Regions from separate parts of the Mus musculus genome. Here all the other regions are linked to region 3. A link is a loop called in an ENCODE intact Hi-C map of the cell type or tissue named here. Cell type or tissue: heart. All regions are shown on one strand.

Evidence for each region. Hi-C counts contacts between places; a loop is a spot of excess contacts. Peaks named below come from ENCODE experiments on the same cell type or tissue, not always from the same donor. Only the 100,000 strongest peaks of a DNase experiment are listed, where the experiment ranks them.
Region 1: it touches region 3 in a loop (5-fold over the local background); 20 of 42 quality-filtered maps call a loop at or near these places.
Region 2: it touches region 3 in a loop (8-fold over the local background); 19 of 42 quality-filtered maps call a loop at or near these places.
Region 4: a loop joins it to region 3, with 12 times the contacts of the local background. A loop is called at or near these places in 19 of 42 quality-filtered maps.
Region 5: it touches region 3 in a loop (2.5-fold over the local background); 13 of 42 quality-filtered maps call a loop at or near these places.
Region 6: it touches region 3 in a loop (2.8-fold over the local background); 9 of 42 quality-filtered maps call a loop at or near these places.

Annotation. Positions count from the first base shown.
Region 1 is chr6:121,257,934-121,262,933 of GRCm38, forward strand. Usp18 (ubiquitin specific peptidase 18) reads left to right here. Exons shown (of 11, transcript NM_011909.2): 5 at 3,122-3,201; 6 at 3,434-3,580; 7 at 4,169-4,261; 8 at 4,726-4,893. All of the region lies in intron 1 of Gm44148 (a long non-coding RNA gene), which reads right to left. Among named protein-coding and RNA genes, the nearest start is that of Gm44148, 12 kb to the right of the region's middle. In heart, a CTCF peak has its summit at 2,820 (motif pointing right); a DNase peak (open chromatin) is centred at 2,797.
Region 2 is chr6:121,269,153-121,274,152 of GRCm38, forward strand. It overlaps Usp18 (ubiquitin specific peptidase 18), which reads left to right. Exons shown (of 11, transcript NM_011909.2): 11 at 1,320-1,765. The coding sequence ends at 1,365. It overlaps Gm44148 (a long non-coding RNA gene), which reads right to left and starts at 3,586. Exons shown (of 2, transcript XR_003956358.1): 1 at 3,403-3,586. In heart, a CTCF peak has its summit at 2,956 (motif pointing right); DNase peaks (open chromatin) are centred at 2,969, 3,329 and 3,429; H3K4me3 peaks cover 807 bases; H3K27ac peaks cover 590 bases.
Region 3 is chr6:121,182,774-121,187,773 of GRCm38, forward strand. Pex26 (peroxisomal biogenesis factor 26) reads left to right here and starts at 894. Exons shown (of 5, transcript NM_028730.6): 1 at 894-1,709; 2 at 2,937-3,077; 3 at 4,486-4,793. The coding sequence starts at 1,492. In heart, a CTCF peak has its summit at 2,161; DNase peaks (open chromatin) are centred at 1,078, 1,678, 2,158 and 3,030; H3K4me3 peaks cover 2,213 bases; H3K27ac peaks cover 1,364 bases.
Region 4 is chr6:121,530,718-121,535,717 of GRCm38, forward strand. No RefSeq gene overlaps it. Among named protein-coding and RNA genes, the nearest start is that of Iqsec3, 60 kb to the left of the region's middle. In heart, a CTCF peak has its summit at 2,354; no DNase peak of the experiment used is centred here; H3K27me3 peaks cover 307 bases.
Region 5 is chr6:121,243,043-121,248,042 of GRCm38, forward strand. It overlaps Usp18 (ubiquitin specific peptidase 18), which reads left to right and starts at 2,864. Exons shown (of 11, transcript NM_011909.2): 1 at 2,864-3,020. In heart, no CTCF peak of the experiment used is centred here; a DNase peak (open chromatin) is centred at 2,829; H3K4me3 peaks cover 1,274 bases; H3K27ac peaks cover 459 bases; H3K27me3 peaks cover 1,288 bases.
Region 6 is chr6:120,912,817-120,917,816 of GRCm38, forward strand. It overlaps Bid (BH3 interacting domain death agonist), which reads right to left and starts at 4,008. Exons shown (of 6, transcript NM_007544.4): 1 at 3,918-4,008. In heart, a CTCF peak has its summit at 2,615; DNase peaks (open chromatin) are centred at 335, 2,313, 2,475 and 4,065; H3K4me3 peaks cover 1,552 bases; H3K27ac peaks cover 749 bases.

The DNA.
Region 1 (5,000 bases), 75 kb after region 3:
TATCTATATTTGCAATGACTTGGAAAATTGTCATTGATTAATTTGGTGGGTTATCTGCGCCCTTTCTTTCCCGTCTCCTCTTATAGCACCTGTATTATGAATGTTTTCCTAGTTAGTTGTGTGCAATATGTCCCATAGACTTTGCTTTTAATTTTTCTTAATTTCTTTACTTTTCATTTTTCTAATTTGGTTGTTTCAAAAGACTTATGTTCATGCTTAGAATTTTTTTTTCTGCCTGATCAATACTGTTGAGGGTCTCTATGGTGTTTTCTTTTTTCTTAACTTATTAAATTCATTAGTGTCATGATTTCTCTTTATTATCTTTATGTATGATGAATTCTCACTTACATAATGGTTTCTCTAACTTAATTGATGTTTTAATTCTCTAGCATCTCATTAAACTTCCTTGTAATAATTTGTTTGAATTCTCTGTTATACTATATATATATATATATATATATATATATATATATATATATATATATTAGTTTTCTTTCCTTTGAGGACCACTGCTAGAAAGTTATTGTGCTCCTTTGGAGATACTAGGGTGCATAGTTTTTCATGATTTTTAAAAAGATCCTGATTTTTGAACTGTTAATTTTTTTTTGTAGTGATCATGCGTATTTTGCCTGCGTGTATTTTTGTGTACCATGTACCAAGTTAGGTGGTACTCTTGGAGGCTAGAAGAGGTTGCTGGATCCCCTAGGACTAGAGTTACAGACAGATGTTAGACATCGTGTGAGTGCTGGGAATCGAATCCAGGTCCTCTGGAAGAGCAGCCAATGTCTCTGTTGGTATTTGAGTATCTGGTGGATCAGTTACCCCTACCTTAAAAAAGGATACTCTTAATTTGTTGCAAGTCTTAGAGGAAAATTAAATGTGGGTTTGACACACATGGCCTTTATTTTTACTTTTATTTTAAGATTTATTTACTTCTGTGTTATTGTTTTAAACATGTTAGCCCAGGCAGACACATGCATGTCACAGCGTGTTTGACATGGCATGCACATGGATAGTAGAGGACAGCTCTGGGGGATTCTCTCCAGACATAGTGGGCTCCAGAGTTTGGATTCAGGTCCCTCGGACTTGCTCAGACAGGGCCTCTACTCTCTGAACTATCTTGTCTGTGGTCTGTTTTTATTTTGGGAGCATGTAATCGCTTGTATGAAGAAACAGGCTCCTAGAAGTGTCTAGCCATCTCATCTATACTCCCACTCTTCTTAAGCTTCCCATAGTGCTTTGTGCTCCCCAGGGGACCATTTATTCTTGTTTGAATTATGATCATTTGGAACTTGTCCTCCATTAGAATATAGGTTCCCAGGGATGTGCATTTTCTTTGGTTCACGTCAAGCCCTCAAGTGTGAAGTGTACAGTGGGACAGACAAGTATTCTTGGGACCGCAGACTCTTGGCTCTGGGAACCCTGATGAGGTTAAAAATAACGACTGCAGATGGTGACCATCCGACTTTCATTTCTGCCACTGTGATAAAATACCCTGAAGAAAAGCAACTTGGGGGAGAAAGGGTTTTAGCTCACAAATCCAGGGTACAGTTTGTCATAGCAGGGAAGTTGGAATGGCAGGCAGAAACCTGAAACAGCTGGGCAAATCACACCCAAGCTCAGAGAAAATGAGTGCAGGCCTGCTTTCTTCTCACACTTGGCTTATTCTCTGTATGCTCATATGATCCAGGACCCAGGCCTAAGAACAGTGTGGCTCACAGTGATCTGGCTGGGTCTTCCCGTAAGAATTAAAACAGTCAGGACAACCTCTGCAGTTTTTCCCACAGGCCAACTCATTCTAGACAGTCCAGACCCTCTTCCCAGGTGTTTTTTGATTGTGTCAAGTTGACAATTAAAACTGACCACCCTAGAAGTTACAGAGTTGGCTCAGCAGTTAATGGCACTTGTTGTTCTTGCAGAGGACCCAGGTGTCGCTCCCTTCACCCACGTGGCGGTTCACAACCATTTGTAACTCCAGTTCCAGGGGATCAGATGCCCTCTTATGACCCCTTATGATGTCCAAGGCATGCACATGTTACACATACTTACATATGGGTGGAACATCTACACATACAAAATCAATAAATAAATCTAACAAAACAAGACAAAACTGACCACCACAGTACCACAATCCAATCTCTTTACATCAGTGTTAGTAAGCTCTGTGTCAGGAAATCTTCTGCATAATTCCCTGGCTAAATCAGTGTAAACCATCTGACAGGTTTTTTCGAGTCGTCTGATAGACTGTTTTTGAGTTGGCATTCATTATATAGATGAATTAATATATTCAATTTAATTGGTATATTCGCATTCATCATTGTAGATTTGATGTGCATAAGGCAACGGGAATGCCATAGATTTTGCCTACAGGGAACTTTAGAAGCAGGACAGGTCAAAATCAAATGAGAACCAAGAGCATCAAGTTTGTGCTGTGATGTGTATCATGAAGGGAAGACAGTGCTGTGGTGGAGATGAGGCGTGTTCTGAGAAACTGCCTTGGCCCAAAATGTCTTTGCATTCTGGCACAGTCTGCCCTTTTGTGAAACAGTCCGCAGCGCGTTTCTCGACTTTTCTGACTCCCCACTTCTTCAGACCAACACCATTAAAGTCAGCTGTGTTCGTTCCCGATTTCAGGCCTACTTAATATGACAGGTAGACAGTTCCCTGCAAAGTTCCTGCTCGTCTTGCTAGGATCATATAACTCCATGGATTTCCCATGGCCTTTTCTTTTTGCTCGTTTACTCAGGCACCTTTGGGGAAACCTGGCCAGATTAGCAAGAGGCCCTGCTTCTAGTGACGTGAATAAAACTTACCACCAGGGGGCGGACGAGTCCAGCCGTAGTATCTGCTCAGCAGAAAAATGAGAGGAAAATAGTTAGGGTTCTGTCTGTCCGCCAACAGAGAGAGGATGGTGAGAGAAAGTGGTGGCCCTATGACCTTGGTTCTAAGAGAAACTCTTGAAAAAAGAAAGAATCAACACCAAGCTAAGTTTTCATTTAGTTTTGTTTTTTTTTTTTTTTTTTTTTTTTTGAAACGAGGGAAATCTAGGAAAGGACAAAGCGCTGAGTGTTCATGCGGCTGGTGTCCCGTCTCCTTACTAACTGCATTTCCCCCTGACCAGTGTTTGTCCAGCACGATGCTGCTCAACTCTACCTTACAATCTGGAACCTGACTAAGGACCAGATCACGGACACAGACTTGGTAAGGGCTGGAATCTGGAGATGTCAGAGATGTGAGATGTTGCTTGTGGGACGTGCTCCACTACTGTGTGCTGGGTGTAGCTCCCCGGTGCGTACCTTTATGTGCGGGAGGAACAAAATTTTGTGTCAGCCATTTCTAGAGCTTCAAACAAATAAACAAACAAACAAACCACCCATGTACCCTGACCCAAAGTGGCTTCTGGGTCATCGAACCTCCTTGCTCTCTCTTGCAGACAGAGCGGCTGCAGGGTCTGTTCACCATCTGGACGCAGGAGTCCCTGATTTGCGTGGGCTGTACAGCAGAGAGCAGCAGGAGGAGCAAACTGCTCACACTCTCTCTTCCTCTTTTTGATAAGGACGCAAAGCCTCTGAAAACCCTGGTGAGAGACTCCTTGTTGGTGACTTGGTGAATCCCTAGGTGGCCGGTTTCCCCTTGTTTCTATCACCTTCCCTTGGATTTTGTAAACATAACTCCTGAGCCAGCAAGATGGTACGGCAGGTGCTTGTTGTCAAGCGTTGTGACTTGAGTTTGATCCCTGGATCCTACATGGTGGAAGAAGGGAACTAGAGAACCAGTTCTTGTTCTCCCTGTCTATGCCTTGGCATGTGTACATGCCTCTCTACTATAATCAGTTAAAAAAAATGTAATGCAATTTTTACAAAGTGGCCCGTGTTTCACTTGTATACTCTGGGCCAATCTCTCCTTTGACTTGGGTGAGGGTACCTTTTTCTGTCCTCTTCTGCTTTCTTCACGTTCTTCCTCCCGCAAGCCCCTTCCAGTTTTGTTCCTCTCTCCCATGGGTGCTTTCTGAAATTCTGCCCCATGTATCACATGTGCCCACTTACGGGGAGTGGAGACCAAGTGGAGACCAAAGGGTAGCTTGGGTTTCCACTAGCAGGGGAAAAGGGCTGTCTTTGAGATGGGAAACATGACTGCTACTTTGTGCTTGTTCTCCTGGGCGGGGCAGGAGGATGCCTTGAGATGTTTCGTCCAGCCCAAAGAGTTAGCAAGCTCCGACATGTGCTGCGAGAGCTGTGGGGAGAAGACGCCTTGGAAACAGGTACTGCTTACATCCGGATGCGCTGTTCTGGGTTTGCCCCGTGGGGTTTCCTGACAAGTCTTTGCAGACCCATTAGGGCATCTTATAATGGCTGACATAGGGAATCTGGGTACCTGCGGTCCTCGGGCTTCTCATTTGCACAACTTCAGACTTAGCATCTCAGACCTTGTCACTGAGAGGGACAGGAAGAACTTTTTAGAGACAAGAGGAGAGGGTTTGAGAATAGTAGGTAGGGCCTTCTCCTTAGGGTGAGATGCGTAGAGTACGTCTCACGGTTCCTGTACCTGAGCAGAGGCTTCCTGTGGAGATGCGTGGTGGGTGACACTCAGTCACAGGAGTCTTGAAGGTGCTCTGCTGCTCCCGTGTGGGAACGAGCACATTGCCAGCCTCTGCTGACACTGCTCTGACGCTGCCCGTCTCCTGTGCCCAAAGATTTCATCTTCATTCTGATTTTGCCTTTTCAGGTTCTGAAGCTGACTCATCTGCCCCAAACCTTGACCATTCACCTCATGAGATTCTCTGCCAGGAACTCGAGGACGGAAAAGATCTGTCACTCAGTTAATTTCCCTCAGAGCTTGGATTTCAGTCAGGTTCTGCCAACCGAGGAAGACCTCGGTGATACCAAGGAACAGGTGAGGCTTGCCTTCCACCCCTTATTCACCCCAGCAGAGTCTGTGATCTTCTGACATAACCGTCCGTCCCTCTCAGCTGCTGCACACACTCACCCATGAGTGCTGTA
Region 2 (5,000 bases), 86 kb after region 3:
AGAAGGGCTGGGTTCTTGAAATCTGATGAACTCACTCTGAATCCTCCGCCATGTGAACCCCCTAAGGCTTCAGTGTTTCTTACATTCTGATGACTCCCCAGACTAACCAGTCAGTTTCATCCGTGACTACCGCCCCACGACAACATGCTTCTCTCAGTACTGAGATTTCAGTGATGCCTATGGGTTTATAATGGAGTCCAAATGACCATCTGCCATTTTCTTCCTAGTTGCAAAGCCCCGCTTATCTTTCCATTGTGCACAGCCTTTACAGACTGACCTTGGCAGATCTGTGGGGGCTTCTCAATGCTGACTTTGCATCTTGAGCCTGCCTCTCCACAACAGTTCTAATTGCTTGCCTATATAATTCTCTTTCACATTTCATATATAATCTTCAAGGGGAAAAGGGCCGCCCTGCCCTTCCCTTCCCTTCCCTTCCCTTCCCTTCCCTTCCCTTCCCTTCCCTTCCCTTCCCTTCCCTTCCCTTCCCTTCCTTTTCTTTTCTTTTCTTTTCTTTTCTGTCTAGCAGTGGCTTGCATTTAGTAAACCCCAACAAATAACTCTTAAATCCAATCACTATAGAGGAGATGCTAGAAAGAAAAATAAAAGGCTGGATGAAGACAGATCAAAGAGTCTTTGTAAAGCTTTCTTGACTGCTTTTTTTTTTTTTTTTTTTGGGGTCTGGGAACAATGGCTTACACAAAAGGTGATCAGAGATGGCTCTCAGCTAAGAGGCAGGCTTGTCCACTTGAAAACTAAAGAGGCAGATGCAATTGTGTTTGAAAGCCTCTGCCAACCCTTTTGCCAGCTTTTTCTTATTTCTCTCAAGCACCTCTATTAGATGCCAGATCTCTGTTTCTGATTGCTGCTGGTGTCTTCCTGATTTACTGCAGGAACTGGCAGACCCTCTGTAAAGACTGAGGGAGGACGTCCTCAGCCCCGTGGAACACAGCTCCTGTGGCAGCTACGTGGCTCTGCCCTCGTAGCACAGGAGGCTGCACACAATAGATGAATGAGTGACTTAAATCGGCTCTGTGGCTGAATCTGTTTGCAAACCACAGAGTTGTATTTAGTTAAAGCTCACAGATTTCCATCATCTTATTTAGCTGTCCATTTATAGCTCCTGATGCAAGTCACCATTTTGGCTCTCTGAGGGAATGGCTAGGTGGGTCATTGACCTGAGTGTTAGGTGCTTGACCTAGGAGCCAGGAGGTTTGCTGGTGCATGTTGCAAGAGCCAGGAGGTTTGCTGATGCAATGTTGCACTTGGTTTCACTGCGAATGCTTCGTTTTCTGGGCTGACATGTGCTCTCTGTTTTCTAGGCGGGAAACGGCCTATCTCTTGGTTTACACGAAGACTGGATCCTGACAGATATACTCACACCTCCAGAGAGGGATAGACTCTTATCTCCTCTCCTGTACCCTTGTCTGCTGCATTTCAACGAGAATAATAATTTAAAAACAATTAAGCCCTATTTATAAGCAAAACTATTATTGCAATGGCTTAGATGTAGTTTGTCTCCTGAAAGCTCACACACGGAAGGCTTGGTCTTTAGATGGCAGTGCTTAGGTGACAGAACTTGTAAGAGACAGGGACCAGTGGGAGATCATCGGTTCATGGGATCTCTCTCCTGAGCACTAATAGTTCTTCTTCCTGTTTCTCTACACATGTTGTGATGCAAATGTGGGGGATACAACATGCCAGGGCCAAGCTGGTTGGAGCCTCCAGCCTTCAAAATTCTGAATCTAATAAACATTATTGCACACTATTCAGCCTCAGGTATTTTGTTATAGCGATAAGAAATGCATGGATATAATTGTTAAAATACTAGCCATGACCCTACACTGGTCTTGATCAGATGGAATGGATAATTTCACCAGCGGGTCTGGCTAGATCATCCTGATTGTGACTGTCAGGACAAGGCAGGGTCTATTCAGTTGGGAAACTGTGGGAGTCCAGTCAGACAGGAATCAGTGCTTGTAGGAGAAATTGGGTTGACAAGGGACAGCGGAGGGAAGTATTTTAGTATTTTACAGCTAGCGTGAAACTAGTATGTACTGTGTTGGCTCAGGATTTTCAAAACCTACTTTAATAAGGGTTTTTAAGGGCTTCCACCTACCAGAGGTGGGGGAAAGAAAGGCTACTAGGAAATGGGGGATGTGGACTTTGGGGGCAATTCCAGACTTTGTTGTCAGGATATCAGCAGTCTAATTCAAAACACCAAGCACAAATCAGTAGCAGGGGCTCAGTGCAGAAGAAACCGAGGCTCTGCCGAACTGGCACGAGTCAGCAGGAGTGGCAAGAAGCGGCTCTCTCTATGAAGTCATGACAAGCGAAGAGTAGCAAAGCGTTGCAAGGCGGACCAGTAGGAGCATCCTCGCACTGTCTGTGGGGTTATATTTATATTCTTTTTAAATACCACAAACTCTCTCAAGCATGCCTGTGTTCCAGCAAAACATATCATGCCCTCTCACAAGAAAGCTTCTAGAAAAACCCACGTTATCTATTCTCAGAAAAAACATCCTCTCACCTATCTGCTTCAGCAAAGCATCCTCTCATAAGACAGCTTCCAGACAAACATCCTCTGACACAACTGAGTCGCCAAAGAAACTAGAAATTTCCACCTCAGTACTGGCTAAAAATCAGCTCAACTTATTACTATTAATTATTATTATTACTGTATTACATTACTGTTGTTGTAACTGTATTATTAATTACTAGTGTCTGTCTGTATGTGCCACAGCAAGCATATGGAAGTTGGTTCTCTCATCCCACTGTGGGATCCAAGGACCGAACTCAGGTGGTCAGGCGTGTTTATTACAAGCCATTTTACCCCGTGAACAACCTCATTGACCCTCAGCCTCCCTTCTTTTGATTTGTTTATTTTTTTCTTTTATGAGTATGACTGTTTTGGCTGATGTTGATCTGTGCACCGCATCCATCCATGAAGTACCTGTGAAGGCCACAAGAGGGCATCAGATCCTCTGGAATTAGAGATGGTTGTGAGCCACCACATTGGTCCTGGGACGCAAATCCAGATGCTCTGGAAAACAGCCAGTGTTCCTAAAGGCGGAGCCATTTCTCCAGCCTCTCAGCCCTGACTTTAGTTTATTACACATTTACTTGGAAAATATATGGTGATTATCCAGTCTCTGTGAGGGCAGTCTTGTTACTTTTGCATAGTTATGACCGAGGTATCTGCGAGAACGATCTAAAGGAGGAAGGACTGATTTTGACTGGCGCTTTCAGAGGATGCACGGTTGCTTAGCCCTGTGCTCATTATGGCAGCATAAGTGTAGCGGAAGTAGATTCCTCCCCCGACGGTGGACAGGAAGAGAGAGAACTTGAGAGCAAGAAAGAGGAGGAGCGTGAGAGGATGAAAGAATGGGCTTGGGAATCACTTACACCTTCAAAGTCGCATTTCCATCATCCACCTCTTCCAGCTAGGATCCACCCGAAGTCTCACCCTCTTCTCAAAACAGTGCCAGTAGCTGGGAAACTTGTGGTTTAATGAAACACAATCAAAGTGCATAGCTATCTATGGCTGCGCTACAGACACTGAAAGTGAAAGCCCTCTGCTGTGGGGCGGGGCCCCGTCAGCCTTCCAGTGGGAGGGGCTTAGAGGGAAGAATAACTGTAGGGAAAGCATACACAGTCCTGGGGCAAAAAACAAAAACAAAAACAAAACAAAAACAAACAAACAAAAAAAAAAACAAAAAAAAAACCCCAAAAACAAACAAACAATCAAAAACCAAAAAACCAATATTCAAGGTTGAATGAAGTTTGAAAACATGACTTTCCCATGCTGAGGAAGCAAGTGTTCAGGGGTGGAGACTGGGAGAGAGGTGGAAGGTCTCAAATAGGCTGAGGGGTTTGGATTTAACCAGATGGCTAATGAACTGCTGAACGGGCTAAGGGGGGGGGGGGGGAGAAATGCTTAGTTATGTTATGGCAAAACTAATTTTCAGGTAAAAAAGATTACAGAAAAACATTATAGTGGGAACAGAAATTTTTAGTGAAGGATGTGGTGGGAGTGGGGTGGGGAATCCAGAGGCGCCAACAGCAACCTGGGAGGTGAGCAGGGTCGGAATTAAACAATTCATACATTCATATACTCGACTTCTTGTTCTGTGTTTCAGAATTTTATCAGTCTTCTCTAGAGGGACTGAACTGTTAGGATGAATATGCATTAAAAAGGGCTTCATTAGAGTTGCTCACACTACTCGGCCTGGATAGGCAGACAATGGCCATCTTTACAGGGAGAGGCTGAGGACCAGTAGCTAGTGCTTAGCCACATGGCTGGACGCCTCAGCTCCCCATCAGCTGCTGAAGGAGTCCCCAAGCGCTGCTTGTCTTTACCTCGTGTTGGCGGGCTGAGGAAGCTGAGTTCTGGTGTCAGCAAAGATGGTGGCTGCAGTAATGGCATCAAAAGCATAGATGCTCTTCCAGGCAAGAGGCTAAGAGAAGCAGGCAAAGAGCAGAAGCTTTCCCCTGCGACCTCCTTATAGCTGGTCTGCTACCGGAAGGCAAGGCGCTGCCCACCGGAAGGGTGTGTCTTTCCGGTGGGCATCAATTAACCCAATAAGGAAAAGTTCATCATGGGCATATCTAGGTGCTCTTAGCCATGGAGACAGCTCTCCAGCTTTGAACCAGTCTTTAAATGTAATATACTAGTTTATCTCCTTTTGTTAAAACTTACAGGATAGGTCTTTAAGAAAGTTACTACACAAAGAGAAAGCTGGGGAGATGGTCTCTAGCCTCTGTGGGCACCCGTGCTCATGTGCATGGACCCACAAGCTGGCACACACACCTATGCATAATTAAAAATAACAAAAATAAATCTCTAGAATGTTTTTATTTGTAGAGAATATATGTGCTATATTTTCATTTAAAAAGGGGAAATTTAATGTAAAGCTCTTTGATGTACATATCCATCTCTTTATTTATCATAGTCTTAATTAAAGCTGTTTATTTATCACTCATATATGAAAATAGCAAAATGA
Region 3 (5,000 bases):
CGCTGTCTTATCCAGTCACTAAGGAGCAAGGGATTCTAGGAAAACTTGGGAGAGAGTTCAGAAGGTAGAGAACTGGACGAAGTAAAACCATGAAGACTGAGTATAAATGTGGAAGAGATAGGAAATCCTGCCTGAAGCACAGATAATTGGTGATTTATGAGTCTGTGTAAAATTATATAATAGGAAGTCAGGTGTGGTATTGCACTCCTTTAATTCCCGGCACTAGGGAGGCAGAGGCATAGTTCAAGGCCAGCCTGGTCTACAGAGTGAGTTCCAGGAAAGCCAGGGCTACACAGAGAAGCCCTGTGAAACACAAACAATATAAATAAACACATAAAAATACATATTTAAATGTATTTACTTTTTGTATATTATAAAGCATCAGTTCTTACATTGGTTCAGTACTGTTTTGAAGAATTGCATGACATGTGCATGGCTTTGTTTTTATGACATCCTTATTTATATAAACAATGCAGGATCCAGGAGTTTATGTAACTCACTTGTGTGTTGATGGTTCACCTACCTAATACAAAGCACAGATCAGATCTACCTCTGCCCTGACACTCCTTTCAGCCAAAAAAAGTGCTTTCTTTGGTTTGACAATGTTTTTGTGACTTATTTGTCGTGTGACCTATGTCACCTGTAAATAGAGTAATAGTCCTTAACTCATAGAGATGAAGAAATAACAGACAGAAAGCGCCTTTCCATTCTGCCACACTTTATAGCAGCATCGAACCCAGGAAGAGGAAATAGCCAGCTCCATAGTTTTCTTTTTCTTTTTTCCCTAAGCTTCCAGCAGACCCTTCTCAACGGACTCCTTCAGAGGTTAATAATAAAGGTGCAGGTAGCTCCACCTCCTAACTGGAATTTCTTCCGTTCGTCCTCTTCCGGTTAGCGAAGGAAGGATCACATTTCTCAGGACAAAGGCATTTCACTAATGGTTTAGCTTCCTCATCTTTTCCACCCCAAAGCTGGCGACCCAGTGCGTTCTCTCTGGAAGATGGCAGTCTCTGGGCGCGAGAGGTTCCCCGAAGCTTCACAGACCCAAGAGCCCAGGACTACAACTCCCAGAATCCTTCGCTCCAGCGTGCGCGTGCGTCGTAGTGGCTAAGAGGGGTGGAGAGGAGGTGTCCACCGTCGTGGGTTCCCCGTGCAGGTCTTCTGTTGTCGCGCTCTCTACTCTGGGAGTTTCGGTGCTTTTAGCACCGGTCCAGGGACAGGAGGAACTAGTGCTGGGCCTTCGGCAGCACTAGTCTTGAACAGACAGTCTTGAACAGGCCAGTGCCCCAAGGGTTAGGCTGTCAGTGAGCGCAGGCTGTGCCCGGGTCCAGCTCCTTCCTGGTCCTTCCTTAGGAACAGACCTGGAGAGGCGCGGAGGGGAAGAGTGCGAGGCTTGCGGGACATCTACCAGGCCCAGTCCGAATTTCCAGGAAGCTCCCGAGAAGCTGTCCTCCTGACGTGTGAGGAGACCTGGTCGAACCCAGGCTGGCTATGAAGAGCGACGCCTCGACGTCTGCAGCCCCTTTGAAAGGGCTCGTGGGCCCTCTGCGGAGCAGCGAGCCCGCGCTCGCCCTCCCCGCTGTGTCCCCCGCGGTGCACCTGCTGGAAGAGGCGTCCGACCTGTTGGTGGTGCACCTGGACTTCCATGCCGCACTAGAGACTTGCGAACGAGCCTGGCAGAGCCTGGCGGAGGAGCCCGTGAGTGGCACGTACGTGCTGAGCTATGTTCCGTTCTGGATCCTTTTGGGGAGGAACTCGGGTCTCTGAATATCTGGCATTGTGAGACTGCGCCAACCACACACCTTGCTTTCCCTAAGGGATCCTCTTTGAGAGAGGCTGGTTGCTCATCCTGCACCCGTGAGACTGTACAATGAAGTCAAATCATGCAACAATTTGGAGGGACGCCACAGTCAATTCTTGGCTCACCTTTTCAGTGCAGGACAGGGTAGATGTCTTTTAAGTGTTCAGTCGTGAGGAGGTTCAGTAAGCAGGTAGCAGCCTTCTTTGGGAACACACCTCCTATTTAACCTAGCCTTGGCAGGTTATAGAAAATGGGGGGTAGAGCGGGGTGTCAAGGCAAGAAGCACACTGTTCTGGTCCTGTTGCAGGACTGAGTGAATTATCTTTAGATTGCTCTGTCTAATGCATTGGCCTCCTCTGACAGCTGGAGGGCACCATTTCTCTGTGGAGTAAACCTTCCTAAGAGCTGTGTGAGGCCACGCTAATGGCGGGAGTAGTCAGAATAGTTAACTGAAGAAAAGCAAACACTAGAGAGACTTGACTGTGGTTTTAGAGGGATGAAGGTTGCACACCCGAATGTTGAGGGCTTTGCTTATGCCCATTGGATGTAATTTTATAGGGTTTTGTTTTTCGTCTTCATATTGAGACAGGGTTTCTCTGTGTAGCTCTGACCTGCAACTCACTGTGTAGACCTGCCTGGACTCGAACCCAGAGATCCACCTGCCTGTGCCTCTCAAATGCTGGGATTAGAGGCATGTGCCACCACTGCCCGGCTGGACATAGACAATTCTAAAAGACCAGTTAAGCTCCTATAGGAGCACCCAGCCAGAAGCCTCACCCCATGCCCTTTTCACAGTCAGCACACACTTAACTCCCACTCTCCGCCAGTGAGCACGTGCATGTTCACGGTGTGCTGTTCCCACAAGGTTACCTTTCTGTTTGTTCAGTTCTCATTCCACTTGGCTGCAGAGATGTGCGTTGGGCCATAGCTCGTGTGCCTCTAAGAGGTTTCCAGAACTTAACTCCAGGGTGGAAGGGCAGCCCAAGAGACCAGTGGTGAGGCCTGGGCCAATAAATAACAGAAAAGGTAAAGGTGAGCAGCCTCTGGGTCGGACGCTGGCTTCCTGTCCCAGCGTGGAAGACGGAGTGGAGAGAGGGGAAACAGCCTGAACCTGACTTGTGTTTTCTCTTGTCAGCATTGTGGAGGTGAAATGCTCCCTGTGTGTGGTGGGGATCCAGGCTCTGGCAGAAATGGATCGATGGAGAGAAGCCCTGTCCTGGGTCCTCCGGTACTACCAGGTTCCTGAAAAGCTGCCTCCCAAAGTCCTGGAGCTGTGGTAGGTCCTTGTGCTAGAACCAGGTCAGGGTCAAATCATGGGTCCTCCTGAGTCAGGGTCTCCTGACTCCTTTGTCCTCATTCCCAGTCAGTTCCCTTCGAATTCGGGTCTCACTGTGTTCAGACCTCACACAATGGCAGTTAAGGATGAGAGGCGGGCATTTGGGAGTAGGATGGAAGAAGAGAGAGCACACCCAGATAGTAGTGAAACAGGCTGACAGGAGGACAGAGCCAATTGCGCTTCCTGATGCCTCCTGGGGATCTCTAATTCTTAGAATAAATTCAGGTGTATGTGGGTATGTGTATAAGTGGTATGTGTATGGTGTGTGTGCATGTGGGTGCACATGCATGTGTGGGTGGAGATCAGAGAAGGGTACTTGGAGGCCTCTATCACTCTCTGCTTTATTCCTTTGACACAGGGCCTCTCCCTGAACCTCACATTTTTTCTTAGCTAGGCTGATAGCCAGCAAACGCCAGTTGATTCTCCTGGCTCTTCCTCCTCAATGCTGGGATTACAGGCGTGGGTGGGGCCACATCCAGCTTGTCACGTGGCTGCCAGGGTTGCAACTCTGGGCCTCAGGCTTGGACAGCAAATATTTTCCATTTTGTCTTATTCTGCGTAAGGGTGTTTTGCCTGAGTGTTTGTCTGTACTGCATGCATTGTATGTCTACACTACATGTGTGCCTGGTGCCCACAGACGCCAGAAGACGGCATTGGATTCCCTGGACCTACGGTTACAGTCAGTTGTGAGCCTCCATGTAGGTGCTGAGAATCAAACCTGGGTTGCTCAGGAGGAACACCCAGTGCTCTTAACTTCTGAGCATCTTTCCAGCCCTCAGTCTCTCATTCTTAAAAAAAGTTACTATTATTTTTAAAAGTTATTTGTGTGTGCACATGAATGCTGGTGCCCTCGGAATCCAGAAGATGGTCTCAGATATCCCAGAGCCTGAGGAAAACCTGAGGTGGTTTTGAGCTGCCCAGGATCGTTGCTGTGAATAAAACTCTAGGGCTCTGCAAGAGCAGTGCTCACTCTTAATCACTGCCTACTACCCCTAGCCTCTAATATTATTATTAATATTTTAAAGATTATTATTTATTTTATGTATGTAAGTGTACTGTCACTGTCTTCAGACACACCACAAGAGAGCATCAGATCCCATTACAGATGGTCGTGAGCCACCGTGTGTTTGCTGCTGGGAATTGAACTTTTGGAAGAGCAGTCAGTGCTCTTAACCGCTGAGCCATCTCTCCAGCCCCTGGTCTCTAATTCTTAACAGTGTCCATGCTCCACAGGGACAGGCTGGAGGACCTGGGAGGGTAGGATTATAGACATTTGTAGTTTTGAAGATAAACCCCTATAGAGCACTGACTCTTCTTTTGGGGGGGACTGTGTTGTTTGGGGACACAGCATCCTTTTATACAGCAAAATGAAAGAGCCCGGAGCTGTGCTGGATGTGGCCAGTGCCTGGCTCCAAGATCCAGATAACCAGGGCCTTCCTGATTATGGATCGCTGGCCAGACTCCACGTGTTCCGGCTGCTGCTACCCTCGGGTCGCTTGTCAGAGGCCGAGGAACTGGCAGTGCGCTCTGCGGCCTTCAGCGAGGAGCAGCGGGTAGAAGCGCTCCAGGCCATCCACTTAGCACGGCAGCAGCACACGCAAGAGCACACGCAGGAGCACTCGGACTCCCAGGAGCCCCAGAAGCTGAGGCAGGAAGGTAGGACATCAGGGCTTTGTGGCCTCTGCAAAGCAGTCTCGTGGCATCCCCTCGACACTGCTGAGTTTCTTAAGCTGAGAAACTTAAGACTAAACTGTGTTGTATGCAAACCAAGCCAGACTCTGAAGTTGGAGCGCAAGGAGAGAGTCTCACATGGGGGAGGTGGTGTGGGGTCTCCTGACCCTGACTTGTCTCTTGAAAAGAGAC
Region 4 (5,000 bases), 350 kb after region 3:
AAATGATTTTCCAAGAATAGATGCCATTTGTCTTTCAACATCTTGTTCCTGGGGCCCACACAGCCAGTGCCCTGTTCCCCTAGTGGTTTTGTTTTGCCTTTTTATGACATTGGTCACCCCTGAACCATTGACCACTTAGTGATCGGTTGCCTGCATGTCCTGACAGTCCCTCTGTCCAGCACACTTAACTACTCCTGGTCTCCTCATTTTGGTGGATGGAGCTGGGCTCAGGCCTCCCACGACCTTTGATGGACAGCCTGCCTATCTAGCAAGTAGCTTCCCAAGAAGAATCCGAGTACATGTTGATGGTATCTATGGGTTGGAACTTCTGGGTGAACTTTAGATTCAGGATTGCTGGGTTCAAGAGTAAAGCTATATCTAACTCATCGAAGGCTGTCAAATTCTGCCATGGAGCCACCAACAAAGTCCAAGAATGACAGGTTTTCCAGAGGGATTAGAATTTTAGATTTCTGATAACTTCACAGATGGAAGAAAGCCTGGGAGAGTCTTTTTCATGCATATGCAAGTACACGTGGAGGTGCTCGGAAGTTGGAGGCTAACCATGGTCTGTGAGGGACAGCGGCACTAGGCTTCCCTGAAGGTATCTTCCATATATATGTATATATATGTATGCATACATATATGTATATATATGTATGCATATATGTGTGTATTAAATATATATTATATAATTATTACATAATAATATTACATAATATATGTAAATAAATATATATGTTAAATATATATTTAACTTTTGAAACCTATGAATGTTTACATGTTTGAAAAACTGAACTAAACCTACAGAAAACAAGAAACTCTGAAGTTGAAAATAAGCCCCTCCCTCATCAAATTAATGCCTAGCCATGTGTCAGATTAACAACACAAGTGCACGACAGCATCCTGGTTTTACATAGCTTTATAACCTTTTCCTCCCTCCCTCCCTCTCTCTCTCTCTCTTTCTTTCTTTCTTGACAATGTTTATCTGTGTAGCCCTAGCTGTCCTGGAACTCACTCTGTAGACCAGGCTGGCCTCGAACTCAGAAATCTGCTTGTCTCTGCCTCCCAAGTGCTGGGATTAAAGGCGTGCGCCACCACTGCCTGGCTCATAGCTTTATTAACCTTATAAGAACAAAAGAGAAAGAGGTAAATGAGTTCCATAGGATGCTTTTGTTGTTGTTAGCAGTCGTAACTTTTATTTATACTTAGTGTAGTGGGGCAGGGGCAGAGCAACCACCTTAATGTCAGTGTGGTGAGAAGCCACGTGGTTGCTTGGCAACAGACTGTCCCAGATCCTTTCCTCATCAGTAGGTGTACATCCTCCGTCTACGCGCAGCTGTGCCAAGACAAAGGCAAGACGAGGTCGAATTAATTCTGGGATTTGACTCAGAAATATCAACACAGACGCGTGCTTATGAATATGCACTTCCCAGGCCTGTCTACCGAAATGCCCGGTAAATCCAGGAGCCAAGGTCACCTATGTTTCTGAACATTTTCTCCACGGAGGGCAAGGAAGTACCTTGGAAAGGGAGTGGGCCTACACTGGAGATGAGAAAGGGGCATTCCAAGAAGCTGGGAACCCATCCACAGTGTTATTAAAGCTGGCTGGGGTGGGGGTGGGGCAGAGGTAGGGAGTGGGGGCGGGGTCCTACCAGCCAAGTTTGAGCTGATTTCAGCATCAAGGGCAACCTAGTACTCTGAGAAGAAAGCTATAAGGAGGATGGAGACCAGGAAGCATGGCCGAGGGTCCAAAAGTCCTGACAGCAATGCAGCACTCTTCATCGTGGAGAGGGAGACAATAATCCCAGCAGCGCTCTGTTCACAGTTATCATAGAATGATGAACAACAGAAGCAGAAGGAGCAACGTTCTAAACTGCTAACAAAATGAGAATGACTGTGAAATGCGCTTGGATAGTTGGGATATATCACAGTGGGACACGGTGGAATAAATCTAAACTTGCAGACAAGGAAGAGTGTAAAATATAATAGCATGACATAATAATAGCATTAAAAAAAACGTACTCTTAAGTAAAGGTGATGCATAGGAAGATAAATAAAACATAATAACAATGACAAATCTTCTGTGTGTGAAATTACCATCTGTTTTTCCATTTGATTCTCTGATTTCTATAAAGAAAATAACATTTTCTAAAACGTACATACTACAATTTAAATTTGTAAGAGGGAAAAACTTGGAACTGGATGCAGGAAGGCATTACCGGGAGTAGAAGGCATTACATTAAAATCTGGGACTATGGAATGGCTTTCTTTGGGAGAAGTGTGAGCTCAGGTGGAGGAGGATCACCAGAACAGCCTGAAACAAGAGCAGGGCAGGGAGATATGGTACAGCAGCGCCACTCAGTGGACATCTCTGGGGCTGCATGTGTTGAGATTTTCCTGTTTTGTTATTATCCCAAGACCTGGGTACAGGAGGGTAGGCTAGGTAAGAATTAGCTGCGTGGGGCCACCATCCAGCATCCTTCCAGCACATGGGTAAAGTGCCCAAGTGGGTTTGGGAGCATAAGTTTGAGACTGGTCAAGCTGAGGCAGGGGATGAGGCAACCAGAGGTGAAGGGTCTCCAGTGGATCCTTCTAAGGGTTATATAAGAGAGCAGTTTCCATCTAAGGCAAACCCCATTTCTGGGACATCCCTCTGAGGCAGCCAGTACTGTCTCCTGCCTCTCAGTCTGCACTAGGAAACTAAAGTGCACTTGTAAGTCAAAGCACACAGTGGTAGAATCAAGACGCAACCTAAGCCCATTTATAAGAGAAAGCAAGCAAAATTTGCCAAAGTCTGGCTTATTTTGCTCGATGTAATGATTGCTGCTGGTCTCACCCACTTTCTTGAAAAAGATATAATTTTATTCTTTGTGGATGAATAAAACCCTGTATGCTGATTCTATGACTTGCCTTTTGTGAGTTGTGTTGCAACATAGGTTTGTAGGACTCTCTCTGATATACCGGCTTAGACTCTTGCGTATGGCCTCGGGAGAGGCACAGCTGGCTCAAGGCAGTTCTACTTTAGTTTGGGGGGAAGCTTCCTATGGGTTTCCGCGTAGCTTCACTAATCTGCAATTTCAACAGCGGTGTACAAGGTCCCTCCCCCTCCTGCCTTACCATCACCAGTCACTGATAGGTACAGAATGAAATCTTAATGCAATTCTGGCTTACAATTCCCTGATAGTTATGAACATTCAACATTTTATATGAGTTCCTAGGCACTGCACTTTGAAAACTGACTGCTCGATGCATTCACTGGTTAATTTGGCTTTTTTTGTTGTTTTGTTTTGCTTTGCTTTGTTTTTTTCGAGACAGGGTTTCTCTGTGTAGCCTTGGCTGTCCTGGAACTCACTCTGTAGACCAGGCTTGTCTCGAACTCAGAAATCCGCCTACCTCTGCCTCCCAAGTGCTGGGATTAAAGGCGTGGGCCACCACCACCCGGCTTTAATTTGGATTATTTAATATTTATTTTTGATGCTTTTTTTCAGTTACTTATATATTACATATATATTAATCCCATAGTGGATGCTTTCTCCCATTCTGAAGGCTCTCTGTTAATTCTGTTAACTTTGGTTTTTGCTCTGGATAATCTATTTTTAATTTCATGCAGATCTGCTTTAATTTCTGGAGACGTTGGAGTCCTATTTGGGAAGTTTGTGCTTATGTGTCAAGGTGTTTCCACCTAGTGGTCTCATAGTAAAGTCTTCGATCTGCTTTGAGTTGGCTTTTGTAGACTGAGAGATAGGTGTCTAATTTCATTCCGTTGCCTGAGGATATTCTGTTGTCTGAGCGCTGCTCTCTGAAGAAGCCGTCTCTCCTCTAGGTGCTTTTGCACCTTTGCCAAAAGCCAGGTGTCTTCATCTGAGAGGCTTCTTCTGGGTCTTCTGTTCTCCTCCTTGGATCTGTGTGGCTGTTCCAGTCTGCACTGTACAGATTTTGATACCGTGACTGTGTAGTGCAATTTAAAATCCGGTCTTACGACGCTTCTAACACAGCTCTCTGTCGGGATTGTTTTGGCTGTTTGTGATGCTTCTATGTGAGTTATATGACTGTTTCTTTATACTTGTAAAGAACATTATTAGTAGTATTTTGATAAAGGTTGCATTGAATCAGTACATTGTTTTAGGAGTACATCCATTGTCGCAATATTTATTCTGCATATTCACGGATGTGGAGTCTTTCTATTCATTATTGGTATATACAATACCTACTGGTTTTTGTATGCTGATTTTCTATGGTGCTGGTCATTATAACATAGTCTCAGAACATTCTGGATTTTGCTTTCCATAAAGAGTATATGAAGACCTTCAAGCCAGGGCTAGGACTTGACCCTGATCCAGGAATCTGGGGCACTTCCAAAAGAGAAGGTTTACAATGGGACCAGGACTAACTAAGATACTAAAAATGTTTATCTCCATGTCCCTAGTCCAGTCACACCACAGTAACTCAGCCACTGCTATCCTGCTCCTGCCTCTCAGCTCTGCCTAAGTTCACACAAACTCAAGGTGGATACCATGTTAGCTTCTCCATGTAGGGGTCCATGATAAGCTTCACAGAAACCATATTTTTCATGCCTTACTTGATTTAAAACAACAACAACAACAACAACAACAACAACAACAACAAAGGAGCTATGAAGAAAGGAACCTGGGGGAGGGGTGTTGTTAGAGGGAGGAGTGAGAGGTGGGTATGATGAAGATATATTGTACACACGTGGTGGTTTGAATAAGCATACCCCCAATAGACTCATATTTGCACACTTAGTCTCTAGTTGATGGACTGTTTGGAAGGATTAGGCGGTATGGCTTTGTTGGAGTAAGTGTATTCTTGTTGGAAGAGGTGCATTCCTGGGGGAGGGCTTTGAGGTTTTAAAAGTCCATGCCAGGCCCACTGTCCCTCTCTCTGCAGCTGTCTGTGGCTTAGGATGAAGCGCTCAGCTACTTCTCCAGCACTATCCCTGCCATGATGGTGATGGACTAACTCTCTAAAACCCAAAGCCA
Region 5 (5,000 bases), 60 kb after region 3:
TCTTCTCTCTGATGCCAGAGTGGGAAATTATTACCACTCAGGCTTTCTCAGCTGCCCCCCGAACATCCTTTCCAGCGGAAAGATCCAGTTCAGGGCACGTGGTTTACCTTCACTACCGTGCTCAGGGGCTGTTCCTCATACCTTGGATTTTGATAACCTCGACTAGAAGACAGCTAGCTGATTTGCAGAACATCTGTCACTTGGGGTTACTCAGATGTTTCTGTGGAAGCAATCAGGGCAAAGGTCGGTGACAGGAGAGTAACAGGAGGGAGCTGTGTCCCTTTCTGTTCACGACATCCTGTTACATTCTGTTCCTCGGAGTGACTGCAGCTGTGCAGACACCAGTGATCTCCACTGCTGCGGGAAGGACACGGCTGGCTTTGTGACTACTTAGTGTTTACACCACTTGCTTTATCTGCAGCCACAACGTAGCATGACATGCGGGATGCTGCCGGTCATTGGTGTGTGTTCCTGGGAAAGTCCTTGGACGCTGTGTAAAATACCCAAGCCTCCCCCACTCTCAGTTTACTCAATTATTCACTTGCATTGGTACAGAAAACCATCTTCTGACTTCCCTCCTATTCTTTGAGCATTTGCCTTTCGGCAGAAAGGGGTCTGCTTAGGTTCCTCTTGTGCTTTTCTTTGCCCCAATCCGGGAAACACCATCTCCCTAAGCATCTCTGGTTTCTTTTGTTTGAGAATAACCACTAGAAGCCAGAAGCCATGTTGCCTCTGAGTGTCATCCATCCATGCACTCTCAGTGGGGCAAGCTAGGGAATGTACGCACACATACACACGCACCCCTCTCTAACTACTCACCGAGAACCACGGATCTATGCGAACCCAGAGCTGCAGGTCTTGGGTCCCATTCTTCACCTTCAACTCTATTCCGGGGCAATTTCAAGCAAGTGACCAGTTCTAAACTGTTGTGGATTTGCTCACTTAATTCTGCTTCTGGGCATAACTAGTCTCTCAGCTCTACCAGTGCCCTCTCACGTGGACCCATTCCTCACCCTGCCCGTGTCTCCTCAACACATGGAACCCCACTCCAGTTCTCTAGGCTCTGAGGCCCAGGCGAGCCACATCTGCTCTATATATGAATGGATTCTCTAACTAGAGTAGGTTCTGACATGGGTGGTGGGCATATTGTCTCTCCACCAAACCACCATCCTGGGTCACTGTGGGGCACTGCTGGAATCTACTTCAGGAATGCTTACCAGCTCAGTCTACCACCTGGTTAGAGCCCTGAACTTTTCTGAAAGGCAAGGAGAGACCAGGGGTAAGAGCATGGAGAGTCCTACTAGGAGTTATAATGGGTTCTTGCATCATCTAGGTATCTCCTGTCCATGATTGACACTAGTCCACTCCGTACTGGTACAAATGCCAATCACTTGCTTCACTGAACAAGCAGGGTTGGGAAAAAAAAGTTGCTTGGCTATAAGGAGCTGTTTGCTAATCACCACTGGGAACAAATACAGTTTGTTCCCTAGAACTCTACAGGTACGATATATTGATCAAACTATCACATTTTATAACATCCTCTTTTCATCCTCCCCCCCCCCCCCACCAGTTTTTGATGTTCCTGTTTTTGGATACAACCAAACAGATAGAAGAAGAAGAAGAAGGAGAAGAAGAAGAAGAAGAAGAAGAAGAAGAAGAAGAGGAAGAAGCTGGTCACATAATTGATTGATTTGCAAATGTATTGGAGACTTAATGTATTTGTCCATGATATGTGCAGATGCCACATTGTCTACCTCAACCACTGATCAAGAGACTTTGTTTTACCCTGAGGGCCATACCCCACTTTCTATTTCCAAACATGGACATCTTGGTTTATTTTCAACAGCTGTGTATAACTCATGCTTCACACACACACACACACACACACACACACACACACACACACACACACACACACACACACTATAGGCAGGCAGACATATTTGTATATCTTACGTTGAACTACAATAGCAAAACAGAATATAGACTCTTCCAGATTTCATAAAGTCCTGGTAGCTTTCGATTAGGGGTATGTATCTCTCTGTCATCTTTGTCCAGTGCTGGGGGTAGGGAGTGGAGGACCCCTCTCAGAACAAGCGCATGGGGAAACCTCATTCTGACTAGCCCAGCAGCTAACAGATCCCCCTCTCCCTCAACTTATAGCCTCATATACAAGATACATCTGTAAAGAGCTAGCAAGCATTTCATGTATGTACATCCCAGAGCCTCCAAACCCGGCTCGGCTTAGACTGTATTTGTTCCTCGCAGAGCTGTACCTTCATGGCCACCTCGTGTGCTAACTGCAATGGTCTGCTATTTTCCACAAATGGTGGGACTGGTCAGAGGTCCCGTTAGAATGTTGCTTTCAGCACTTAGCCATTTGTCGTCCTGAGTTAGTCATAACCTCTTTGATAAAATAAAAACATTTTATCCTATAGAATTGGGGTTAAACGTAGAGGCACAAAAGAACATTGTGCAGATAAACTTATCTTCAGTGTTTAAGGATAAGCCTGGCAATTAACAGAGATGAAGTAAATGTTATCGCTGTCTCCTTACCCCCTGGGGACAGCCTCAGCAAGGGAGTTATCTGCTGCTGGCTTTCAGAGCAGAAGGTACAGCAACTGGGAGTATTTCCAATCTTAACATTGCAGATGAAAAAAGAGAGCGTATCCAGGAGTTACCGGGCCAGGTCCGGCTTGTCGTGTCCTGGTGTAGGCGACTGGACTGCGGGTTCTGTAGGGGCGCGTACAACCGCTCCGCCCGCCCGCCCGGTGCCTGAGTTTCGCTTTCCTTTGGATCTAGGGGAAAACGAAAGCTTGGCGGTGAGGGGGGCGTGGCCAGGCGTGCAGAAGGCTTGGCCGGCAGTGCCAGGGCGGCTGTGCCTAGGGGACAGCAGACACTCCTGAGCTGAGAGGCTGGGAGGCAGCAAGACTGCTCTGCTCCGCGGTGCCGCGTCCTCTTCTGTAGCCCTTTGCAGATGCTGCTCGGTCTTCGCTCTTTGGCTTGACTCCGTGCTTGAGGCAAGTTTGGGGCTAACTTTGAAAGTGTCCTTTATCCGCCAGAACTTTGCTTATACATCTCCAGATGATTAGGAATTTCCTTGGGTTCTGCAAATAGTGGCGGTCTGTATTCTTGGCATGTATATACTGGGCCAATGGATTTGCTTCCCAAGCATTTATATTATTCAGACTGTAGTCGTGATTTATGTTTAATTTAAAAAAGTAATTACCAAAGTGGCTTGTTAAAAATTCAAACAATGCAGACAGATGTGTAGAGTTGTTTCTCTTAATTTGCAACTCAGTATCATTTTTATGTATACTTTATCAGAAACATTTCTAATGGATATCTTTAACATTGCTCTGTGTCTTGCTTCTTGTTCTGTGCCTTTCTAGACCAGTATTTTAACTGATGCGTTGTATGAGAAGTGCGGATTTAGTTAAATAATTCATGGACATTTAGGTTCGGTCCTGTTTTTCCTGGGATAGACGTTTTATCAACAAATATCATTTTTATGCTCTTGTGCAAATACTCAGTCACACGTTAGGAGAAACTCCTAAAATAGAAACCAGCGGACTGAGAAACCGGAGAGATTTTTGTCCAGTATCATAAGTCAGGGTGCTTTAGACCTGTTCCCTGGCCTGTTTTTCCATCTTCTGTAAAGAAAGCTAAATATACCTTTAAGAAAAAACAACAACAAAAACCAAACAAACAAAAAAACACAACCTCCCCCAACTCCCCTGGAAGTCCAAGTTTGTGGTGTTTCAAAATTACAACTTAACTTCATACTTAATATCTTTAGAATTAACTCAAAAAGTGAGGCAAATATTTCAGAACATTTTTAGAATGTTTCCTGTGAAGTGTCCTTTGTGTGTTTGAATACCGTCACCTCCTTTGTTCATAAGAACTAACTGGGCAGAAAGTGGCGTAGCAGATGAGGTGTATGCTCCCTTCTGACTCACTACGCACTAGCAGAAGACTTTAAAAAGAGAGAGAGCTTTTTGCTTGCTCTCTCTCTCTCTTTTTCTTCTTCTTTTTTCACTCTGGAAAACCGTGCTTCATGGTCTTGGCACTTTTACGCAACATGATGTTTATAAGGAAGAAAATCACGTTGTCTCCCAATTGAGTGTATCATGTGACTGGGCTGTGGCCAGAGCCCCAATGGGCACATGAAAGGTGTATCAGCATCTCCAGGCTGAGGGCATGTCTAAGGACAGGCTAATGCATATCATCCCACACCGGCCAGAGGAGCCCCAAGTAGTGTGTTAGTCTGGGTTTCCTCTGGAGAGATCTGATTTTGTCTGTTACAGCACCATAGCTCAGAAGAGGCGAGCAGATTGTTAAGAATGAAGGCAACGCCCAGAGCAGTAGTTCATACCTTTAGAAATCCCAGGGATTTTAGCCCTAGGAAGGCTGAACGAGGCAGGGGGAGTAGAGTTTGGATCTGGTGTTTCAGCTCACACTTGTAATCACAGCATTGGAGGGGGCCGAGGCAGGAGTTTTGCTGAGACTCTGAGGCTAGCCTAAGCTACATAGTGAGATCCTATTTAAAAACACCTGTGCGCAAAAGTTTGAGGCCAGGGGATTTCAATACCAGGGCTTGTCTCAGAAGGTTTGAAGACCAGGCTACTTAGATATTGCTGGCATTGTGAATTTTATCGGGCATTTCTATCTGGGAACTGCTCTCCCCAGACCCCCAATGTGTAACAGCTAGGGAGGGACTCACCACCCAGAATTCCCGTATTGTGTCACTGGCTCGCTAGCTCTTGCTCTCAAGACCCTTGCTGATTCTGTAGCCTGTGGTGGTTATTTCCACCATCTCTCCTCATTGCAAGCTTCAGCAAGGATGGAGGTAGTCTTCTGCTTTGGAGTCAGCATGCCTCGAATCAGTGCATGAGTTTGGGAATGCAGCGTTCTCGGAGCTGGCAGCTGTATGCCTGGTTCAGCCTCATCCTGTCTGCCCACTTGCCCGACCATCGTACATCTCCACTTCCTTCCTCATG
Region 6 (5,000 bases), 270 kb before region 3:
TACAGAGAAACTCTGTCTCGAAAACCAAAAAAACAAAACAAAACAAAACAAAAAAATCAAAAACAAAGAAGGTTTGTCACTGAAGGAGGGAACAGTAGCCTAAGGCAGTACAGGCCTTCCCTGGCTGTGGCCATCATGGTGACAGTAGACCCACTATGGGCCAGGAGATCCCTCCAGACTAGAGAAACTATGCAGGAAACTGCAAAAAAGCATCTGTCCTGTGTCTCACGACACACAGATAGGCAAACTCTCACTACATTTGGCTGCCTTCTTCCACACAGCCCAGTCCTGGGCCAGGGTTTAGCTATCCTCACCCTTCCAGGCATAGTGCCAGAAAGCACACTGCCCTTCTTAGGCCGATCCAGGGGCCAGTAGGGAAACACCTGGCTCCTAAGTACTTCCTAATGTCTGTTTGCATTACTGGGGAAGAAGGGTAACTTAAGGCAAACCAGGGCTAGGATATGGCTCAGTCTGTAAACTCCAGGCCTATATAAGCATAGGGGTCTGAGCTGGGATCACGAGGACCATGGGAAGGCTAGTGTAGTGCTCTGAGCCTAGAATCCGAGTGCTGGGGAGGCAGAGACTGGAGTATCCCTAGAGCCCACTGGCCAGCCAGTCTACTAAATCGGTGAGTGAAGAGTCCTGTCACACACAGGGAAATGTAGAGAATGACTGAGGAAGTCACTTGACACCAACAGAGACAGAGAGGGGGAGGTGGGGAGGGGGAGAGGGAGAGGGAGAGGGAGAGGGGTGGGAGAAGAGAAGAGAGCACAAAACACTTGTCCTCTGTTTTCTGTTCCCTTGATTTCACTTGGTTTTGTTTGAATGTTTTTGGAAGGCTAACATGTCTGTGAGGATAAATGCCCATAAAGCCAACTAAGAACTCAATTTTCAAGATGGCAGCACCTCTAGAAATGGTTGCCTTTCATCTTGTTTAGCTCAGGGTAGATGCTACCACCCTTTTGTCGGAAATATCCCTGTTTGGACCAGCGAAAGTCGAGGGAGAAGAGTCAGAGAGTAAGACACAGTGAACTGGAGACATCTGCTGTGGACATCTGCCAGGATGGTTCGTGGGGGAAACCCCACCATAAAGGTCCCTGGCACTAAAGTTCCAGCTTCCCCATTCATACACCTAGCTGCCCTGTCTCCCTCTACCTGCTAGGGGGAAGAGTCCACAGGAAGGGGCTGTGCATGTCTGACTCAGTGGCAGAATGCACATGGAACAAACACTAGGCCGGGGTTTTCCCTAGTGTTAAAAAAGCAAACAACACCGTGGGCATCCTCTCTGTTCCTTACCCCCGAGGACTATTGGGCTCCACAGATGGACCTCCCTTGGGAAGCAGGGCGCAGCCTGAGAATCAGGTGGTACAGTTAAACTGGGAGTTTTCCACCTGATTTTGAGACCCTGGGTAAGTAAATTAGCCCCTCTCTGCCCAATGTACCTTTCTGAAGAAGGAAGTAATAATCTAGTCTCTAATTATTGTAATACGACATGAGTTAATTAAAATAAACGATACACTCTGTAGTCCCAGTACTTAGGAGGACGAGGCAGGAAGTACTCTTTTGTTTTGTTTTGTTTGTTTGTTTGTTGGAGGGTTTCTCTGTACAGCCCTGGCTGGAACTCAGAGATCCACTGGCCTCTGTCTCCTGAGTTCTTGGATTAAAGGTGTCCCACCACGGCCCAGCAAGGAGGTATTGTTGAGCAGGAGTTGGAGACAAGTCTGGGCGACATTCTGCCTTTTAAAAAAAGAAATTTGAGAAGGAAAACAAAGCTCTCTGTGGGCTTATCAGACCCAGAAGGCTCTGTATAGCACTTGCCCATCACTGCCCTCCAACCTGAAGCTTCAGTTTATCTGTCTCCTTCAGACTATGAGGAAAAATACATGTGGCCTCTGAGACTGGCCAGCCAGGCAGCGTGCCCAGAAAGAAACAGAAACACCAGCTGCCCTCCACAGCCACGGCCCAGCAAATGGTGGCCAGAGATACAACCACAGACAAAATGTCCAGTGACCACAGACCCACAGTGGGGGCTTCTTATGGACGGGCAGTTTCCAACTCTCATCCTTGGAACCATCAGATTCACTGTCTCCCTGATGAGGAATGGCTCTTTGGTCTTGAACACAGCCTAGATGTGGGTCCCCAACCCTCAGCTTCCCACTAGAGAGCAAAAGGGCAGCTGGAAAAGCATGCAGTGCCCTTCGGAAGGTCTAAAAGGCTGTGTCATCAGGCCTTCCTTCCGGAGGCCAGGCACCCAGCACTGTGCCCCCCCCCCCCGTAGGCTATTCTTTCTTGCAAATAAGAGGAACCAGGTAACCTCAAGCTGTGAGCATCACTTCCCCTCCCCCAGCCTCGCCAGTAACTGCCCTAACAGCCCACTTTTCAGGTACACCCTCAACTCATCCTTCAGAGCTCCAGTAACCTGGCCACCTTGGGGCTACTTAAATCTCTTTATAGAGCATGCCACATCCAGCCGGCTTCTCTTCACTTGCCATCACCAAAGCCTGTACCCAACTCCACCCCGCAGTAGCCAGGAGATAGCACCTTGCGTCAGTGGGTGAAATGCCTGCTAACCCAGCTGTAATAAGCCAACCTCCCTGCCATTCCCTCTCTGGGCAAGAGAGGCAGTAGAGGCCAGGACACACACAATCGCCACCCTGCTTCCCCACCACCACCCAGCCGAGTCCTTCTTAGAGCTCAGCCCACTCAAGTATTAAAGCCTCTGAACTCAGCCCCAGCACTGGATCAGGCTCCCCCCCCCCCCATGGAAACACTCAGAGCTGACTGCCAGGGTAGTGCCTGGGACCAAGTCCCAGGGGATGGGGCAGGGCTGCAAAGTCTCCTGGTTGGGTAGAGCTGGAATGTGGAAAGTCCACATCCTTCTTGTGGTTTCTCCCAGCTCCATTCCACAGCTAGCTTATCCTAGACCCGGCTTCAAGGTAGTCTTCCAGTAAGGGCAATCCTGGCCATGGCACCAGGCAGTAGCCTGGGAAAGTAGGGGAGCCCTGCCTGGGTCCTCAGGATGCTCTTGACTCAGAACTATGTGGCTTATCAGATGAAGGTCAAGCCCAGCCTAGAAGTCCCATACTCAACACCACCTGGTCCTTTACAGAGCTCTTCATTCCAGCCTCTCACCACCCACAAAGTTCTACCCTGATCCGTCCCTGGTCCACACTTATTTGTTGAGTATGTAAATGAATGTACGAAAGAATGAATGAACGAATGTGTGAATCCTTGTGGGCCCAGGCCACTTGGTGGCTGAAGACTGTGGGTTTCTTCTAGAATCCTATAGGGTTATTCAGCCAACCATTCAACAAACTTTTTAAAAACATCAGCAACCAGTCTGTGCACATTTTCAAACCATTTTGGGTACTGGAGATGCGGAGGGGTCAGCCACTTCCTCACAGTTCAGGCGTGAGTGTGAGCTGTGCACACAGTAGTGCCCACGGGTGTAGGAAAGGTGCCCCTCGCTGCAGTCTTCCAAGGTCTGTGTTCCCTGGGTTGGGGTTCCAGGGCTTTTGCAGGGCCCATTTGTGGGCTGTAGCCGTTCCTTGTTGATTTTTGTGGGTGGCCATAGCGGAGCGCAGCGAGACCTCAGGCCCGCCTTTCCAGCTCTGCGCGCACCTGCCGAGTGGCGCGCGACCGCGGGGACCCCGGGTCCACCAGGAGGCCTGCCCGAAGCGGACCAGGACCGAGCGCTGAGGGGGACCGCGAGTGGCGCACGCCCCAGGCCTTCGAGTGAGTGCCTTCCCCTCAGCTCCGCGGTGGCACCCTGTGGCCGGCGCCCTCACCCCGCCTCCATCAAGGCGCAAGAGCCCCGCCATCACGAAGGATCGATAGCATACGAAACTGAGCTCCGTGCCGACCCCGTCCTCCCAGAGGGGAACTGTGGGGGCGCCCAGTAGGGTGGGCATACTCACCACGCAGACGCCGCTGCGCCGGTACCGGGCGGCGAACGGGCTAAGGCAAAGGTTTGCGGAGCCACACTCGGCCCGGCGCTCTACTCCACCTACCTTTCCTCGTGCTCGCCCGGGAGCCCCGCCCCTGTGATAGCCCCGCCCTCCGGATGCTCCGCCCTCCGACTGGCCACACTTTGCGGAAACCCAAGGGTCCTACCGGCTCGCTACGGGGGACAGGAAGGAAGGTACACCCGGAACCTGCGCTCCCCAGAGTCCCCAAAGCCTGGGCGACCTGCCCTCGTGAGGATGGGGTGTCATACTTGATCCCGACCTCTCCGCATTGTCTTGATGTATTACATAGCAGGGTTGGCACACTCAAGACTAGTGACCCTGTCAGAATCGGCCCTATCAGAGATGCTGGGAGGTCCCTATTGTTTCTCCTGCGCAGCTGCTTGCAGAATTTTTAAACTCTTGTGGGGAAGGCAGGGATGGGGGTTGCGGGGTTCTCGGTCATGGAATGAATCAGCAAGGATGAATGTGGAAAGAACCAGGAGGCTAGCAGATAATCTCAAACTGCTAGCTAGTTCCCCTGTCCAGAGAAGTCCCAATGCTATATACTTAAGTGCCAGCCAGTACCCCCAAAGGACACGTGACAGTGACAAAAGTGAAAGAGAAACAAGAAAGTGAATTCTGGAAGTATGAGGAAGTAAATAGAACCATGGAAATTGCTGTTCCTGAGCAGAGAAACTGGATCTGAGAAGACAAAAAAAAAAAAAAAAAAAAAAAAAAATCACATGGTTGGTGTGTGTTTGTGTGTGTATGTGTGTATTTAAGCCAGAGGTCAGTGTTTTCCTTCATCACTCTCCACCTTTCCACCTTTTTTTTTTTTCTTTTGAGATGGTGTGGGGTGAGGGGAGTGGACCAGCTTCCCAGCTCCACGCGTGATTTCCCTAGGCTGACTGCCAGGTGAGCTCCAGGAAGCTTCCACTGTGCACCAATAACAATGGAATTGTAGATACACACAGCACTCTATTTTTTACATGGGTGCTAGGGATCCAAAGTCCAGTTCTTACGCATATGAAGTACTTTACAAACCGAGCCATC